Regions from separate parts of the Mus musculus genome. Here region 2 is linked to region 1. The links are chromatin contacts, found by POLR2A ChIA-PET in ENCODE. All regions are on one chromosome and are shown on one strand. Each heading gives the region's core, a stretch centred on a gene start or an enhancer-like site at or near the end of the contact. The rest is flanking DNA. Distances are from core to core; before and after follow the strand shown.

Region 1 (3,712 bases), core at 329-2,828:
CACTCCTGCCAGAATAGTCAAATCCCTTGAAGCCTTCCTAGGGAAATTAGGAAGCATTTATAAAAGGTTTGTGGAGGGATTTCGGGGGCTAAGTAAGCTAGTCACTACCAAGGAGCCTCATGACCTGAGCTAGAGCCCCAAGACCCATTTGATGAATGGAGAAGTGTTTCCTCCCAGTTCTCAACCCCGTGCTCCCAACCCAAACAAAAGGAAAAACATTTCAAAAGGGAGTCCCCAGCACACTAATTGACTGGGGTGGACCGTACTTTGCAACTGTGTATCTCCATGCCCAAAGTTACTTAAAACATAACGATTTCCAAGCCGGACAAGAGAAGGCTTACCTGATTTTGTTACCAGTTTTCATCCGGATCCACTGAGGAATAGGGCGATTTTGCTTTTGTTTCTTGGCCAGGAATCGCTTGATTCGGAAAGTCTTGTGAGAAGACTACGAGGAGATGCAACCAGCTTAGTGACACCACAGCCTAGTCTCTTGATTCAGTCACAAATTCCAACAAACTAACATCAGGCCTGCAGAACATACACCCAGGAAAAGCTCCCCGACCTCGAACCACCAAGTCCTTTATCCTCATCACTTCTCTGGAGGAAGAGTTAATGGCTTAAACATGGCTCATAATCAGCACCAAGTTTCTAAGCCCAGGTCCTGTCTGACCTATAAACTGGCTGTCTGCTGGGCTCCAGCGATGAAACACGGAATAGCTGGAGTAGGAGAGGAAACGGACTTACTGGAACAAGGATGGCTTGAGGTTAGGCAAACCCTGGCCAGTTTTAAGTCAATGACACTAGGTACTGTACTCTGTAAGTCTTATCTACCTCCAAGTGACATTGCTGGCTAACCTAAGATTACGGAGCCCTAGACACTCCGTAGGCAAACACCATTACATAAAAAAATGCAACGAAGGCCAAGCGCACTCGTCCCCCTAGACCAGTTGGAGGTTTTATTTAACAAATTCAGATACTAAACCCACTTTGTACCTAGACGCCCATAAGCATAATCTTGCCAGTAGGCAATGACTGATGCGCTGTTAGCAGACGCCTCCAAGGAGTGACGCGCTAACTTCTGAAGGGATCTCAAAGTTCTGTTAACCCTTACTGTGGACATCTCGCTGTGCAAATGGCGATTCATGCTCTTCGATCAGGGACAATCTAAGAGTGGTCCCAAGCCTCTCGTTCTGCCCCCCCCCCATCATGAAGATCACCGTCAGCCCCAGGCTATATGAAACAAGAATACTTTGCACCCCTTGCCAGGCTGCAGGAAGAGCGTTCTCATCCTGCAAGGGTAAATGGACTTGATAATTTCATGCCGCGCCCACAGGCCGATAGGTGTCCCAGCTCCAAAAACGAACACTAAAACCCTGAAAAATACACCCAGCCCTCAATGCTGCGCATGTCTGCCACAAAGGCACAGCGGTCTGTGGCCTCAGGAAAGCCGCTGAGGGACGGATGGCGGCCGATAGTCTTACCATGGCGAGAAGCCGAATCAAGAATAGCGCGCACGATGGCGGAGGAATGGAGAAGAGAAAGGCCGGGACCGGAAGAACGCGATTAGAAGAAGTCGCTAGAGGCGGAGCTTAGGGGGGGATGGATGACTCGCAGCGTCCTCCCTAGCTCCACCCCTGCGCTCCCATGGGGCCGTGGGAACCCAAACCGGTTTATAGAGAACGTAATTCCGAGGCCTCCGCGTCCATGCCTGTTCCTGCAGGTGATCATCATTGTGCTGAGGGCCACAGCCTTGGTGGCCATGGTAGGTGGCCTTTGAGAAGTAACCAAGTAAACCCTTAGCAAACACCTGGAAACGGAGTAGGCGGGACCAACTCTGAGGAGGGCGGGAAAAGGCCTACATCACTTCCAGAGCTGCAACTCCCCCCGCTTCTGCGAGAGGGGCGGGGCTTAGGGTTGGCGATGCACCCTGGAAGGGAGGAAGATGGGGCTGCAGACATCTTTTAATGACTAACTTCACTATTATAGAGAATCCAAGTTCCATTCACAGCACCCATATCAGGCAGCTTACAACCCTCCAGCTCTAGGGGGTAACATGTCTCTGACTTCCAGGGGCACCTACACTTATGATTTACAGGTACACGTCCCCATGTAAACACACACGGACCCATTATCAATAGTACCTAAAAATACTTGATTAAAAGGGAGGCGGAGCTAGAGAGATGGCTCAGCGGTTACGAGCACCATCTGCTCTTCCCGAGGTCCTGAGTTCAGTTCCCAGCAACCACATGGTGGTTCACAACCATCTGTAGTGAATAACTACAGTGTGCTCATATAAATAAAATAAATATGTAAATCTTAAGAAAAAAAAAAGGCGCCGGAAAGTGGTGGTGCACGCCTTTAATCCCAGCACTTGGGAGGCAGACAGACCTCTGAGTTTGAGACCATCCTGGTTTACTCACACGAGTTCCAGGACAGCCAAAGATACACAGAGAAACTCTGTCTCCGGTGGGGTAAAAATCCCATATACCAGGGCCAGGGGAATCGTTAGTAGATAAAAGCACCAGTTACGCAATCCTGCCAACTTATAGTTCAAGTCCCAAAAAGTGAAGATACAGGGCGTGGTGGCCTACACTTTTAATCTTAGCACTTGAAGCAGAAGGATCAATATCTCTGAGCTCAAGGCCAGCCTAGTCTATATACTGAGCTTCCAGCCAGTCAGGATTACTACATATAGACCCTGTCGCTAAATAAATAAATAAATAAATAAGTACTCCTATGTATCTGCAACCCTAAGATTCCTACCGCACAATAGAAGGTGGAGACAGGAGAGAAAGTCCTGGAAGATTGAGGGCCAGCTAGCCTGGAGTATTTAACACAGCAACAGAAACAAGGCAAACCCTGTCTCAAAAAGGTGGAAGGTAAGAACTACTTCTCTTTGACATCTGCTCAACTGCTGTGTAAATAAAACAGAAAGTCAGGTATAGTTGTGTACCCCTATGAGGTCCCTATGAGGCAGACGCCAGAAGATCATAAATTGTGAGCTAGCCTAGGTTATATATTGAGACCTTACTTCTAAAAGGTAAACTATAGAAAGAGCACATCATAGAACAACAAGAAGCTGAAAACTAAAGATAATACCTGTGGATATCATAAAAAGTTAAAGATTCCTTTTATCAGTGCCAACTTATTCTCAGAACTACCTTGTGTATGTCGTTCCGGGGGAGGGGATGAGATTGTGATGTGAAAGGCTGAGGACCACGTGAGTCCCCAAGCAGCCTGCCTCTTCTTCCCTTCCTCACAGATACCTAACACACACTGCACTCAGCTCTGGACTTTCTCCTGATTTCCATAGCTTCACTTCTCCCAGCAGAGCAGCTAGTTCCTCATGGCTACAAGCAACCTGAGAGCTCCTGTGGTGGCCAGTGCTGTATGAGTGGTGCCCAGTGCCGCCGTAGGATCAGTGCTCAGTAAAGGATCAGACCCATGGCCATCCTGATTACTATGATGATGGCCCTACACCACCATTCCCAGTTTAGATTCTAAGCCTTTATTTTTTTTAATGTGCTTCTAGCTGGGCAGTGGTGGCGCATGCCTTTAATCCCAGCATTTGGGAGGCAGAGGCAGGCAGATTTCTGAGTTCAAGGCCAGCCTGGTCTACAGAGTAAGTTCCAGGAAAGCCAAGGCTGTTGAACTCAGAAATTCCAGAGGCTGAAGCAGGAAATCCTGTTATTCAAACAGCCAAGACTACAGA
Region 2 (3,712 bases), core at 803-3,302, 220 kb before region 1:
TGCAGAGCCATCTCTCCAACCCTTCTTTCCTTTCTTATTCTCTGCATTATTAGGTTCTCCTGGTTCTGTCCCAATTTTTTTGTCTACTTTGTAAATCTTCACTCCTTTCTCTTTCTCATCTGTTTTATCTTGTATGTATGAAAAGGGTCTATATATATATATATATATATATATATATATATATATATATATATATATATATAAACGTTTAATCCTCCTGCCCTATCTCCCTAGAGCTGGGATTACAAGGGTACAAGGGTATATTATATTACCATTCCAGCTATATGTAGTATCAGTGATTGCAAATACTGTACCAACTGAGCTATAGCCTTATACTTTGCTCTACATTCATTTTATGTAACTTTGAATTACCATATACATCAAGGATTCCTCAACTTGGAAACATATACATCTAACTATGTTACTCCCTCCTTACAAAATGGAAATAAGGGGCTGGAGAGATGGCTCGGTGAGGTGACTAAGAGTATATTGTTTTTTTAGAAGACCCAAGTTTGGTTCCCAGGGTCTTTAGGTGGTTGACAAGTACCACCAGGAACTTCAGCTCCAGGGGAATCAAACATCTTCTCTTCACCTCTACAGGCACCTGCACTCACAGGAACATATCAAAACACACACACACAAGGAAATAGCTTTTCATTGCCTTCAGATAAAGCATTTCACTCTCCTCACCACAGTACTTATGAAGCCTTTTCTATAAAACAGTAAGCCATGCTCTGGCCACAGAAGACTACTGAAATGTCCCATAGACATATTTGATGCTCATAATGCTTCCAGATTCCCTCTACCTGGACTGTTTCCGCATCGTCTTCCAAGAACTAGTGAAGTCTTCGTTCAAGCCAAGCACAAACACCACTATCGTTCAGATCTTTTCCTGACCACAACACATGTAAAATAAATAACCTTCTCCCACCTGTTTTCCCATAGCCTTTGTTCACAGCACCAGCATTTCTTTCTATCATAAGAAGAAGCCTGTTTCCAAACTGATTTCTTTTAAAAGGACTGTGCCTTATTCACAGATTTGGTACCTAGCTCAGTACCTGACACATGACAGTCATAAGGCTGCAGATGTAACTGTAGGAGAGTGCCCACTAAACAAGAGTAAGGCCCTTGTTCCATCCCCAGCCCTGGAAATAATATTGATAACAACAGCAGAAGTTACAGGTTGTACTAACTCATTCAAGCCTGTAACTGGAACATCATAGCCATCAAATGCCAAGAGAGGCACATTTCAGTACCATTTCAACAAAGTACAATAAAGAATTTGTTGAATTAAAATAAGTTAGGAGATTAGCACAAACGTCAAAGTATCAGGCCTAACTGTATGAGCTGCTTAACACTAGCATAGGGTAATTTACATTCCTCGTAAAGAGACCGCAACCCAACAGTGAACTAGAGCATTAAGCCCTTACCTCCGAAGATAAGTAGTCTCCTCATCTTCTGTGTTACAAAACTTGTGAGCATGTTTGGCAGCATCGATCACGCGAGACCGGTCCCGGGGCCTCATGGGCAATTTCTCTAACTGGCAATCTGAAGGAATGGAGAAAAATTTCCTCGCTTAGTCACTAAAAAAAAAATACCCTGAACTTAAGAGTGGTAATGCACTCCTGGAAGGAGAATTACCAACAAGTTCGGGGACAATCTAGGCTACATAATGAGTTCAAGATCGAGCTACTTTGTGAGATCTTGTCTCAAAGGAGAAAAGGAAAAGGGGGGGGGGGGGCGGGGAGAAAGATTGAAAAAGAAAGAAAAAAGAAGCCCGATGTTTCCTTGCAGCCGCCACTTCCCGCCACTCACCCAGCACCAGGACCATCTGGCCACATAAACAGTAGTAGACATGGAGGGGCTTCTCGCCATCATCATATTCCTCGCGGTCCCGGGTGTCTGAGCAGACCACCGACCGCGACACGACTTTCGGCATAGCTCCGGCAGAGCAGCCAGAAAACTCCCAGAAAATGAAGAGTCGCGCCGAGATGGCGTCACAGACACTCGCGCCAGACCGTTTCTCCACTTGATCACGTGTTGACACCGGATTGATTAACTTCCGGAACGTCCCATCCCGCTAAATTGCAGGGAGAGGCGGGGGAGGGTGCTGAGTTGACAGAAGCTCAGTCAGCTGAGACAGCTTTAGATATCGACACCTTCCGTGTTATTTGAAATACTTTTATTTCTATACAGTCGTCAATATTGTTTTGATTTATTGGCGCCTCCGGAGCGCGCGCCCCCCTCCGCGTCCCCTCCCCTTCCCACGCTTGTATGTGACTTTCAGGATTCTGTTGCTTCCACTTAGTGGACCTCAAAACAAGCAACTCAGGTCTTCAGGCTTAGCGGCAAACTTTTACATACTGAGAGCCGGCTCTCTTGTTCATGAATATTTATGAGTATATGTAAAACTCGACATAATAAAGGACTGACTATACATTATAATATAACCTAGATCTTAGATATACTGGTAAATATTTTGGTTTTACGGGCTGTATTCAGAACCTAATGAAGTAGAAGCTTTTTTTTTTTTTTTTTTTTTTTCTGATGTAGTGGGGATTAAATATAGGGTGTTGTAAATACTTGACAGGCCTTCTATCACTGAGCTATATCCTCCAGTCCCGTTGCTTCTTTGTTTCTTAAATTGTGTTTTTTAAGCTTTTTTTATGCACATTGGTGTTTTGCCCGCATATACGTCTGTATGAGGGTGCCAAATCCCTTGGAACTGAAGTCACTGCCAGCTGCCATATGTGTGCTGGGAATTGAACCAGGGTCCTCTGGAAAAGCAACCAGTGCTCTTAACCACTGAGCCACCGCTCCCGCCCCTAGTTTAGCACCTCTAGTTTATTTATTTTAAGGTTTATATATCTTTACTTTATGTGTACTAGTGCTTTGCCCGAATATATGTCTGTGCACCTCATTTGTGCCTTGTTTCTGCAGAGGCCAGAAGGCGGCTTTGGATCTGGCATTACAGATGGTTGTAAGCTGCCATGACTCCAATGAGTACAATAGAACCCAAGTACTCTGGAACAGCAGCCAGCACTCTTTTTTTTTAAACTTTGTTTTCTGTTTATTATTTTACATACCCATCTTAACAAATCAAGTGTGACTTCTATAATGCTAAAATATTAATATCACAATATCAGAAAATAAAAAATGAAATATTAACTTTAAATGCTCTAGGAATGCAAGAGATTATGACTAAGGAGCAGACAATATATCTAGGTGTCAGAGCTCAATAGCTGAAGGAATAAACAATAAACACTAAGTGCTATCCAAGCAGAAATGAATCCCAGTGTTCAGGGGACAAAGGCACATCAGGTTTTCATAAAGCATATGATGGGACTGGTCTAGTTTCAAATGATTACAATATAGCAGCCAGCACTCTTAACTGCTTTATCTCTCCACCTGTTTTGTTGGGGGTGTTGTTGTTGTTGTTGTAGATTTTATTTATTTATTATAGATAAGTACCCTGTAGCTATCTTCAGACACACCAGAAAAGGGCATCAGATCTCATTACAGATGGTTGTGAGCCACCATTTGAACTCATGATCTCTGGAAGAGTAGTCAGTGCTCTTAACCACTGAGCTATCACTCTGTAGACCAGGCTAGCCTCAAACTCAGAAATCTGCCTGCCTCTGCCTCCCAAGTGCTGGGATCAAAGGCCTGCGCCACCACGCCCGGCTCCAATGGTAATCTTTTATTTTAAAGA

Evidence for each region. ChIA-PET counts read pairs that join two places held with the same protein, here RNA polymerase II (POLR2A).
Region 2: POLR2A ChIA-PET joins it to region 1 with 15 read pairs in Patski. The contact joins the promoter of C330007P06Rik here to the promoter of Rpl39 in region 1. POLR2A ChIA-PET finds 5 or more read pairs at or near these places in 3 of 5 experiments (Patski and embryonic stem cell).

The regions. Positions count from the first base shown.
Region 1 is chrX:37,083,644-37,087,355 of GRCm38, forward strand. It overlaps Rpl39 (ribosomal protein L39), which reads right to left and starts at 1,579. Exons shown (of 3, transcript NM_026055.2): 1 at 1,482-1,579; 2 at 342-445. The coding sequence starts at 1,484.
Region 2 is chrX:36,862,194-36,865,905 of GRCm38, forward strand. C330007P06Rik (RIKEN cDNA C330007P06 gene) reads right to left here and starts at 2,053. Exons shown (of 7, transcript NM_029951.1): 1 at 1,816-2,053; 2 at 1,431-1,548. The coding sequence starts at 1,939.